3 separate regions of the Homo sapiens genome follow, and all the other regions are linked to region 2. A link is a contact called in ENCODE Hi-C or POLR2A ChIA-PET data. All regions are on one chromosome and are shown on one strand. The core of a region is the stretch at or near the end of the contact, and the rest is flanking DNA. Distances in the headings are between cores, read along the strand shown.

The links. Hi-C counts contacts between places; a loop is a spot of excess contacts on that map. ChIA-PET counts read pairs that join two places held with the same protein, here RNA polymerase II (POLR2A). Pooled maps may share reads with other maps.
Region 1: a loop to region 2 is called in a pooled map, with 2.9 times the contacts of the local background. The contact joins the enhancer-like site here to the promoter of LINC02733 in region 2. A Hi-C loop is called at or near these places in 4 of 168 maps with a recorded cell type or tissue (CD14-positive monocyte, Caco-2, PC-9 and 1 more) and 3 of 50 pooled maps. POLR2A ChIA-PET finds 5 or more read pairs at or near these places in 5 of 52 experiments (H1, IMR-90, Panc1 and 2 more).
Region 3: a loop to region 2 is called in a map of CD4-positive, alpha-beta T cell, with 6 times the contacts of the local background. The contact joins the enhancer-like site here to the promoter of LINC02733 in region 2. A Hi-C loop is called at or near these places in 7 of 168 maps with a recorded cell type or tissue (CD14-positive monocyte, CD4-positive, alpha-beta T cell, CD4-positive, alpha-beta memory T cell and 4 more), 2 of 37 single-sample maps with no recorded cell type and 12 of 50 pooled maps. POLR2A ChIA-PET finds 5 or more read pairs at or near these places in 9 of 52 experiments (CD4-positive, alpha-beta T cell, CD4-positive, alpha-beta memory T cell, H1 and 6 more).

What each region holds. Positions count from the first base shown.
Region 1 is chr11:62,040,962-62,043,661 of GRCh38, reverse strand. No RefSeq gene overlaps it. Among named protein-coding and RNA genes, the nearest start is that of LINC02733, 40 kb to the left of the region's middle. Within about 2 kb of position 1,266, at least 7 of the 41 ENCODE cell types and tissues checked have a DNase peak (open chromatin) inside an H3K27ac peak, as active enhancers do; they include PC-9, where a contact is called at or near this core.
Region 2 is chr11:62,080,960-62,083,659 of GRCh38, reverse strand. It overlaps LINC02733 (long intergenic non-protein coding RNA 2733), which reads left to right and starts at 1,338. Exons shown (of 3, transcript NR_183616.1): 1 at 1,338-2,046.
Region 3 is chr11:62,023,770-62,026,469 of GRCh38, reverse strand. No RefSeq gene overlaps it. Among named protein-coding and RNA genes, the nearest start is that of LINC02733, 57 kb to the left of the region's middle. RefSeq lists an enhancer at 783-882. Within about 2 kb of position 1,414, at least 29 of the 41 ENCODE cell types and tissues checked have a DNase peak (open chromatin) inside an H3K27ac peak, as active enhancers do; they include CD14-positive monocyte, CD4-positive, alpha-beta T cell, CD8-positive, alpha-beta T cell and 2 more, where a contact is called at or near this core.

The DNA of each region.
Region 1 (2,700 bases), core at 17-2,516, 40 kb after region 2:
TTCATACATTTTAGAGAGACATGAAACATCAATCAATACATGTAAGATGTACATTGATTCGGTCCAGCAAGGCGGGACAACTGGAAGTGGGGGCTTCCAGGTTAGAAGTGGATAAGAGACAGAAGGTTGCATTCTTTTGAGTCCTTGATCAGCCTTCCACTGAAGGCTGTCTCAGTGAATCTTCATTTTTACATAAATGGTAGGGCAGATAGGCGCGGTGGCTCACACCTGTAATCCCAGCCCTTTGGGAGGCCGAGGCGGGTGGATCACCTGGGGTCAGGAGTTTGAGACCAGCCTAACCAACATGGAGAAACCCCGTCTCAACTGAAAATACAAAATTAGCCAGGCGTGGCAGTGCATGCCTGTAATCCCAGCTACTCGGGAGGCTGAGGCAGGAGAATCGCTTGAACCCAGGAGGTGGAGGTTGCGGTGAGCCGAGACCAGGCCATTGCACTCCAGCCTGGGTAAGAAGAGTGAAACTCCATCGCAAAAATAAATAAATAAATAAATAAATAAATAAATAAATAAATAAATAGGGCAGGGGAAGCAATCAGATATGCATTTGTCTTAGGTGAGCCTCAGGGGGATAACTTTGAATAGAACAGGAAGCAGGTTTGGCCTAAGCAGTTCCCAGCTTGATTTTTCCCTTTAGCTTGGTGATTTTGGAGTCCCAAGATTTATTTTCCTTTCACAACAGACAGAAAATTGTGCTGTCCAATTGCTACAAAACTTTCTAAAGAATTTCTCTTAACTTCTCTACTTACTTCTTCTCAGACTGGTAACCAACAGTTCATGGACCAGGTCCTGTCCCAGGGACACAGTGTGTGTAGTACTAGTTTAGCCTACCTTGAAATAATCTGCTGTATTTTTAATAAAACATATCCTTTATTATAATATTATAAATAACTTGTTTACAATTGTAAAAAACAGTATTTATCCTTTTCCAATCCACTCCTCTGCCCCCTCCTCCAACAGTCAGTTCTACTTCCCTCCTCTTCTTCTCCCTTTATTCCAAACTAACTGGATGTCTTGACCTTTTTTGATGAGTTAATTTGTATTGCAGCTTCTCAGAGAACAGGTGGGAGTGGAGCCAAGGTATCTTGGGGCAGAGGCGGTTGTAACAACTGCTAACAGTTTATGGTAGTTAACGTTGCAGGAGGAGCGATAAGAGAGGCTCACTCTTAGTTAAGCAACAGCAAGGTGTGTTCCAGCTGGCATTATAGGGCGGCCCCAGCCCTGGGCACCTCCAGCTCACTCCCCGTGGCACAGCGTGTGTGCCACTATTACTGCAACCACTCTAACTCACCCCACCTGCCTTTACTCTTTCGAGGATGTCACGTGCCCCATGGATTCCAGTTTGGTCTCACACACTCCAGTGATCTGTATCTTTTCTGGTGACCCAGTCTGCAGGTGCATCCACGCGGCCCTGTTTCCTAATCACCACAGTCAGAACCGTCTCTGCCCTGCCAGTCTCCCAGGTGGCTGCCAGATAACAGATTCAGTTCCACATTCTTTCCTTCAAGGCCCACTCAATTGCCTGTGGTCAGCTGAACTGCAAAGATAAGACTCAAAGATACAGTTGTCTAAAGTTCAGTGGGAAAACAGTCATGGCTGGGCACAGTGGCTCACGCCTGTAATCCCAGCACTTTTGGGAGGCTGAGGTGGGTGGATCACCTGAGGTCAGGAGCTCGAGACCAGCCTGGCCAACATGGGGAAACCCCGTCTCTACTAAAAATACAAAAATTAGCCAGGCGTGGTGGTGGGTGCCTGTAATCTCAGCTACCTGGGAGGCTGAGGCACAAGAATTTCTTGAACCCAGGAGGCAGAGGTTGCAGTGAGCCAAGATCACACCACTGTACTCCAGCCTGGGCAACAGAGCAAGACTTGTCTAAAATAAAATAAAAGATATTTCCCTTTTAAAAAAAACCCAGATTTGAGGCATGTGTCATATTTTATCCTCAAGACATGTGAAGCAGGGTCACCTAATTGTCTACAGAGAAAGTGTCTGGGGGCTTAGGAGTGGGGTCAGCCAGGGCAGGATATTTGAACTATGTTCACTGTGTAAGGGGAGAGAGGACTGCAGAAATGGGATAGGACTGCAGGATGTGCAAGGGGATAAGGGCGGGGATGGCTCAGAGACTTGCTCAGGTGCAGGGTGGCTGTAGCTGTGGATGTCCCCATCATGAGACTCCTTCAGGAGCTTTCTGCCTGCCTTTCTACCTCCCCTCTTGTCCCCCTAAGATCCATTATCAGAAGCCAAAGTGATCCTTTTGTTTTATTTTATTTTATTATTATTTTTGAGACAGAGTCTCGCTCCGTCACCCAGGCTGGAGTGCGATGGCACAATCTCGGCTCACTGCAACCTTCTCCTCCCAGGTTCAAGCAATTCTCCTGCCTCAGCCTCCCAAGTAGCTGGGATTACAGGTGCCTGCCACCATGCCCAGCTAATTTTATTTATTTATTATTATTATTATTATTATTATTATTTGTATTTGTATTTTTAGTAGAGACGGGGTTTCGCCATGTTGGCCAGCCTATTCTCGAACTCCTGACCTCAGATGATCCACCTACCTCAGCCTAGCAAACTGCTGGGATTACAGGAGTGAGCCACCACACCCGGCCCAAAGTGATCCTTTTAAAACATAGCTCATTTGTCACCATCCTGCTCCACCTCCTAAACTGGTTTTCTATTACAAGTGG
Region 2 (2,700 bases), core at 89-2,588:
TGGAATACAAAAAGATATCATAAAGACCAGGCACAGTGGCTCACACCTGTAATCCCAGCACTTTGGGAGGCCAAGGCTGGAGGACTGCTTGAGCTCAGCTATTTGAGACCAGCCTGGGCAACACAAAGACCCTGTCTCTATTTTTCTATTATTTTAATGAATTTAAAAAAAAAAGTCCAGGCGCAGTGGCTCACCCCTGTAATCCCAGCACTTCGACGGGCAGATCACCTTAGTTAAGTGAGAGATGGCGAAACCCCATCTCTAGTAAAAATACAAAAAATTAGCCAGGCATGGTGGCAGGCACCTGTAATCCCAGCTACTCGGGAGGCTGAGGCAGGAGAATCGCTTGAACCTGGGAGGTGGAGGTTGCAGTGAGCAGAGATTGTGCCATTGCATTCCAGCCTGGGCAACAGTACAACCTGTGTCTCAAAAAAAAAAAAAAATATATATATATATATATAGATACACACACACACACACACATATATATACGTGCATAGTTATACGAGGAATTTTTCAGCGGTAAACGTGAATCAACTAGAAATATATGTACCAACATGAATAATTCTTAAACACAATGTTGATCAATAAAAGCAAGATATGGCCAGGTGTGGTGGCTCGTGCCTATCATCTCAGAACTTTGGGAGGCCAAGGTGGGCAGATTACTTGAGGTTGGGAGTTCAAGACCAGCCAGGGCCAACATGGTGAAACCCCATTTCTACTAAAAATACAAAAATTCGCCAGATGTGGTGGCACGCACCTGTAGTCCCAGCTACTCAGGAGGCTGAGGAAGGAGAATCGCTTGAACCTGGGAGGCAGAGGTTGCGGTAAGCCAAGATCACGCCACTGCACGCCAGCCTGGGTAACAGAGCGAGACTCCATCTCAAAAAACAAACAAACAAACAAAAAAGACCTTCAGAATGGTACAGTGTGACATCAATTTTTTAAAATTGAAACACAAATCAATACTCTGTGTGTTTATGGATACATATGTAGGTTTTACAAGTATGAAAACAAACATAGGTCTGAAAAACATAATCCTGAATTTTATTTTTACCTCCAACGAAAAAGGGAAAACATCTAAAAATTAAACCCAGTGTCTTTTGGAGGCATGATACTCTAGAGCTAAGTTGTAGATTTTTTTCGTTATTTTAAATGGTATTTTAAGATGCGCAAAAAGAAGTACAGGTGATGATACAACAGACTTAGCTGATATTTATGACTCAGCGGTACACCTAAAATATTACAGGTTTATTGGAAGCCCTAATCCGATTTTCCTTTCTCCTTGACCGGATGGATTATCCTGCCTCTGTGAAGTGTAACTTTAAAGAGAAGGCGAATGAGCTTCTAGAGAGCTACCAAGACAGTCACTACTTCATCATCAGTAAAAGCTGTTTACTTCCGATGTGTAATAAACCCACGTGACCATTTGGGGGCGCCAGAGTCCAGCACAGGCCGGCCGAGCCCGCGTTCTTCCCGGGGAATGCAACAGCTGATTCACCTGCTCCACGCTGATTAATAATCAAACTACCATTGTGTGGGGCCTATCTTCCTACTGGACCTCAAAACCCACCTACTCCACAAGTTTATCTTCACAATTATGAGCTACCTGCTTCACGTCACACTACAGCACCTAAAAGCAAATAATAAAGTTTATTCTTGAGTTAACCTGCCTCTGTGTTCAGCCAATCCCTCCTGCACGTGAGTGATGCACCTGGATGCTGCATAAGGAGAGATGGAAATACCTAAGGTGTGGTCCTTACTTCCAAGGGGCTTATAGCAGAACGAAGACTCGAAAGCAAGCACACCCACAACCACAACACAGCCGCTGGCACACACAGCAGGAAAGACACCGGGTTTAATGGAGCAGAGAAAGGGGGCGTCATCTCCAGGCACAGCTCCATGAAGAAGATGACATTGACCTGGGAGCTCTGAGCCTTCATATAATGAGTAAGCTTTCAGCTGGAAGAAATCCCAAGTGGAGAAACAGGAAGCTATAAAAGAGCAATGGTTTTGGATTCACAAAACCTGCCTGAGTGAACCTGGGTAAGTTGCTTCCCCTTCTTGATCTCAGGAAGGGTTTTGCAGAGCTGGCAGCCACAGGCACAGGTGAGCAGATGGCTTGAGCTCAGAAGTGCAAGACTAGCCTGGGCTACATGGCAAAACCTGGTCTCTACAATCTGTAGAAGTTTTCCTTTCTAGCTACAAATTAATAAATGTTAATTTGAAAATAAAAATTAGAAAATCTAAGAAAATATAAAGAAGAAAATTAAATTACACCTAGTTCTGAAGAGGCGCAGTGGCTCACGCCTGCAATCCCAGCACTTAGGGAGGCCAAAGCGGGAGGACCGATTGAGACCAGGAGTTCCAGACCAGCCTGGGTAACATAGTGAGACTCCCTCCTCTACAAAAAATTAAAAAATTAGTCAGGTGTGGTGGTATGTGCCTACAGTCCTAGCTACTGGGGAGGCTGAGGTGGGAGAATCGCTTGAGTCCAGGAGTTTGAGGTTATAATGAGCTATGATTATGCCACTGCACTCCAGCCTGGGCAACAGAGCACGATTGTGTCTCAAAAAAATATATATATATGCTTAATCTTTTCACTTAGAAATATTTTCTTCTTATTTTTTCTATCAGCTCCTCCAATTTAATGTACAAAATGAGACTATACTGAATATACCTTTTATATCCTGTTATTTA
Region 3 (2,700 bases), core at 165-2,664, 57 kb after region 2:
TTATTTTTGAGATGGAGTCTAGCTCTGTCTTCCAGGCTAGAAGGCAGTGGTGCTATCTCGGCTCACTGCAAATTCTGCCTCCCGGGTTCAAGAGATTCTCCTGACTCAGCCTCCTGAGTAGTTGGGATTACAGGTATGCACCACCACATCTGATTAATTTTTATATTTTTAGTAGAGATGAGTTTTTGCCATGTTGCCCAGGCTGGTCTTGAACTCCTGACCTCAAATGATCCACCTGCCTCGGCCTCCCAAAGTGCTGGGATTACAGGCGTGAGACATCGCGTCTAGCATTTTTTTGTGTGTGTGTGCCCAGAGGTTCTAATTTAATCAGTCTGAGTGCAGCCAAGTACTGGGATTTTTTAAAAGCTCTCCAGGTGAGTCTAACATGCTAGCCACTGCTGGCTCTAAAGACTCAAATAAGAAGACTAAGTCCTCCGTGAGCAAGGTGGGGGCTGTCACAGAGGGAGATCTTTAAAAAGAGGTAAGGAAGTCCCAGGCACCGTAGAAGTGATGATCTCACTGGGGAAGGTCATGGACATTCTGCTGCTTCCTGTAGGCAAGAGCCATCGTCATTGCTTGATCTGTGCACACACAATGAGGTGGAGACCCTGCCTTACGGACCGAAAACGTGGTTTTGTGTTACATAAAATAGTTCCGCAAACGGCCGCTTTTCTGCCAGGCATGGTGTCTGTGCTTCTTGCTTTGGCTTATCTTGTAACTATTGACAGGGGTGTGGTCAAAACAAACCTCCCACATCCCGTACGTGTCTGCTGACTGCAGCTTTCCTGATGTAATAACAAAGCTGTCAGATGCGTTTCTTCACACCATGAAGTCTGCAGTCCCTACTGTTTTGAAATCCATGTGCATTAAGACACTGACTCACTTCCCTTTAGCCTACTGAGTTCTGTTGCTTTCTGGACCAACAAACCCTGTGGGCACCTCCCCGTCCAGAGCTCACTGAAACTGTCAGACTTACCTGCAAGGGCCTGGGATTCTAAATTTCACTCTGTCACTCTTGGAGGTGAGGGGAAAGCTGTATGGGCATTGAGGTGACATTTCTGGGCTTTGATGTCTCCATAGGAAAGGACATATAAATACAAAATGTGGTTAACCCTAATTAACCCCTAATTCAGACCGTTGGGGACAGAACCAAGGTCTATTAATTTTTTCTAAAAAAGGAAGGAAATTAGAAAAGAATGTTTCTCTCGATTGTGTAGAAGAGTTGGACGAGGTGAACATTCCGCTGGGTGGCTCTGTCACAAACTAGCTTTTGTTCAATCATTCAAGACATATCGACTGCCAAACACTGCTCTAGGCTCCTGAAAAAATGATCATGGCAAGACAGTTACAGACCATGCCTCTTCATGGAACTTACCAAGATGTGTGCTTGGGGAAACACACTGACTGTCTTTGGACTACTTGTTTCTTAATTAATTAGTAATAGCTGACACTTAGGGAGCACTTACCACATACCAGTTTCTGTGCGAAACCCTCACTTTGCACTCCTTTTAAAAATAGCTATTTTCTGGCCAGACATGGTGGCTCACGCCTGTAATCCCAGCACTTTATGAGGCTGAGGTGGGTGGATCACCTGAGGTCAGGAGTTCGAGACCAGCCTGGCCAACATGGTGATACCCCGTCTCTATTAAAAATACAACATGCCATGTTCCATGGCAACATGGAAAAATACAAAAATTATGGCCAGGCGCGGTGGCTCACGCCTGTAATCCCAGCACTTTGGGAGGCCGAGGTGGGTGGATCACCTGAGGTCGGGAGTTCGAGACCAGCCTGGCCAACATGGCAAAACCCTGTCTCTACTAAAAATACAAAAATTATGGCCGGGCTTGGTGGCTCACACCTGTAATCCCAGCACTTTGGGAGGCCGAGGCAGGTGGATCACCTGAGGTCAGGAGTTCAAGACCGGCCTGGACAACGTGGTGATATCCCGTCTCTATTAAAATTACAAAAAATTAGCTGGATGTGATGATGGGCACCTATAATCCCAGCTACTGGGGAGGCTGAGGCAGGAGAATCGCTTGAACCTGAAAGGCAGTTGTTGTGTGAGCCGAGAGTGCGCCATTGCACTCCAGCCTGGGTGACAAGAGTGAAACTCCATCTCAAAAAAAATAAAAATAAAAATAAAAATAATAAAAATACAAAAATTAGCCAGGTGTGGTGACACATGCCCATAATCCCAGCTACTCAGGAGGCTGAGACAAGAGAATCACTTGAACCCAGGAGGCAGAGGTTGCAGTGAACCGAGATCACACCACTGCACTCCAGCCTTCGCGACAGAGTGAGACCCTGTCTAAAAAAAAAGCTATTTAAGCTATTTTCTTTTATCACAATTCCTATTCCCTTCTCCCCTACAAACAACCATCCTAATGCTTTTAATGTTCATCTTTGCCTGTTTTCTTGGAATTTCAGGTTATTTTCTTTTTTATACGATTCTAAAAGCCATTTTTATTTGATTTTTTAATATATCATATACATTTTCACAGCAAGAATTAGAGGTTGAGTCAGACGTGATTGGAAGATCTCATTCCAGTCTTTTGCACTTACTAAGATCACTTTTTTTTTCTCAACTTTTAAGTTCCAGGGTACATGTGCAGTGCCATGGTGGTTTGCTGCACAGATCAACCCATTCCCTAGGTATTAAGCCCGGCATCTATTAGCTATTCTTCCTGATGTTCTCCTTCC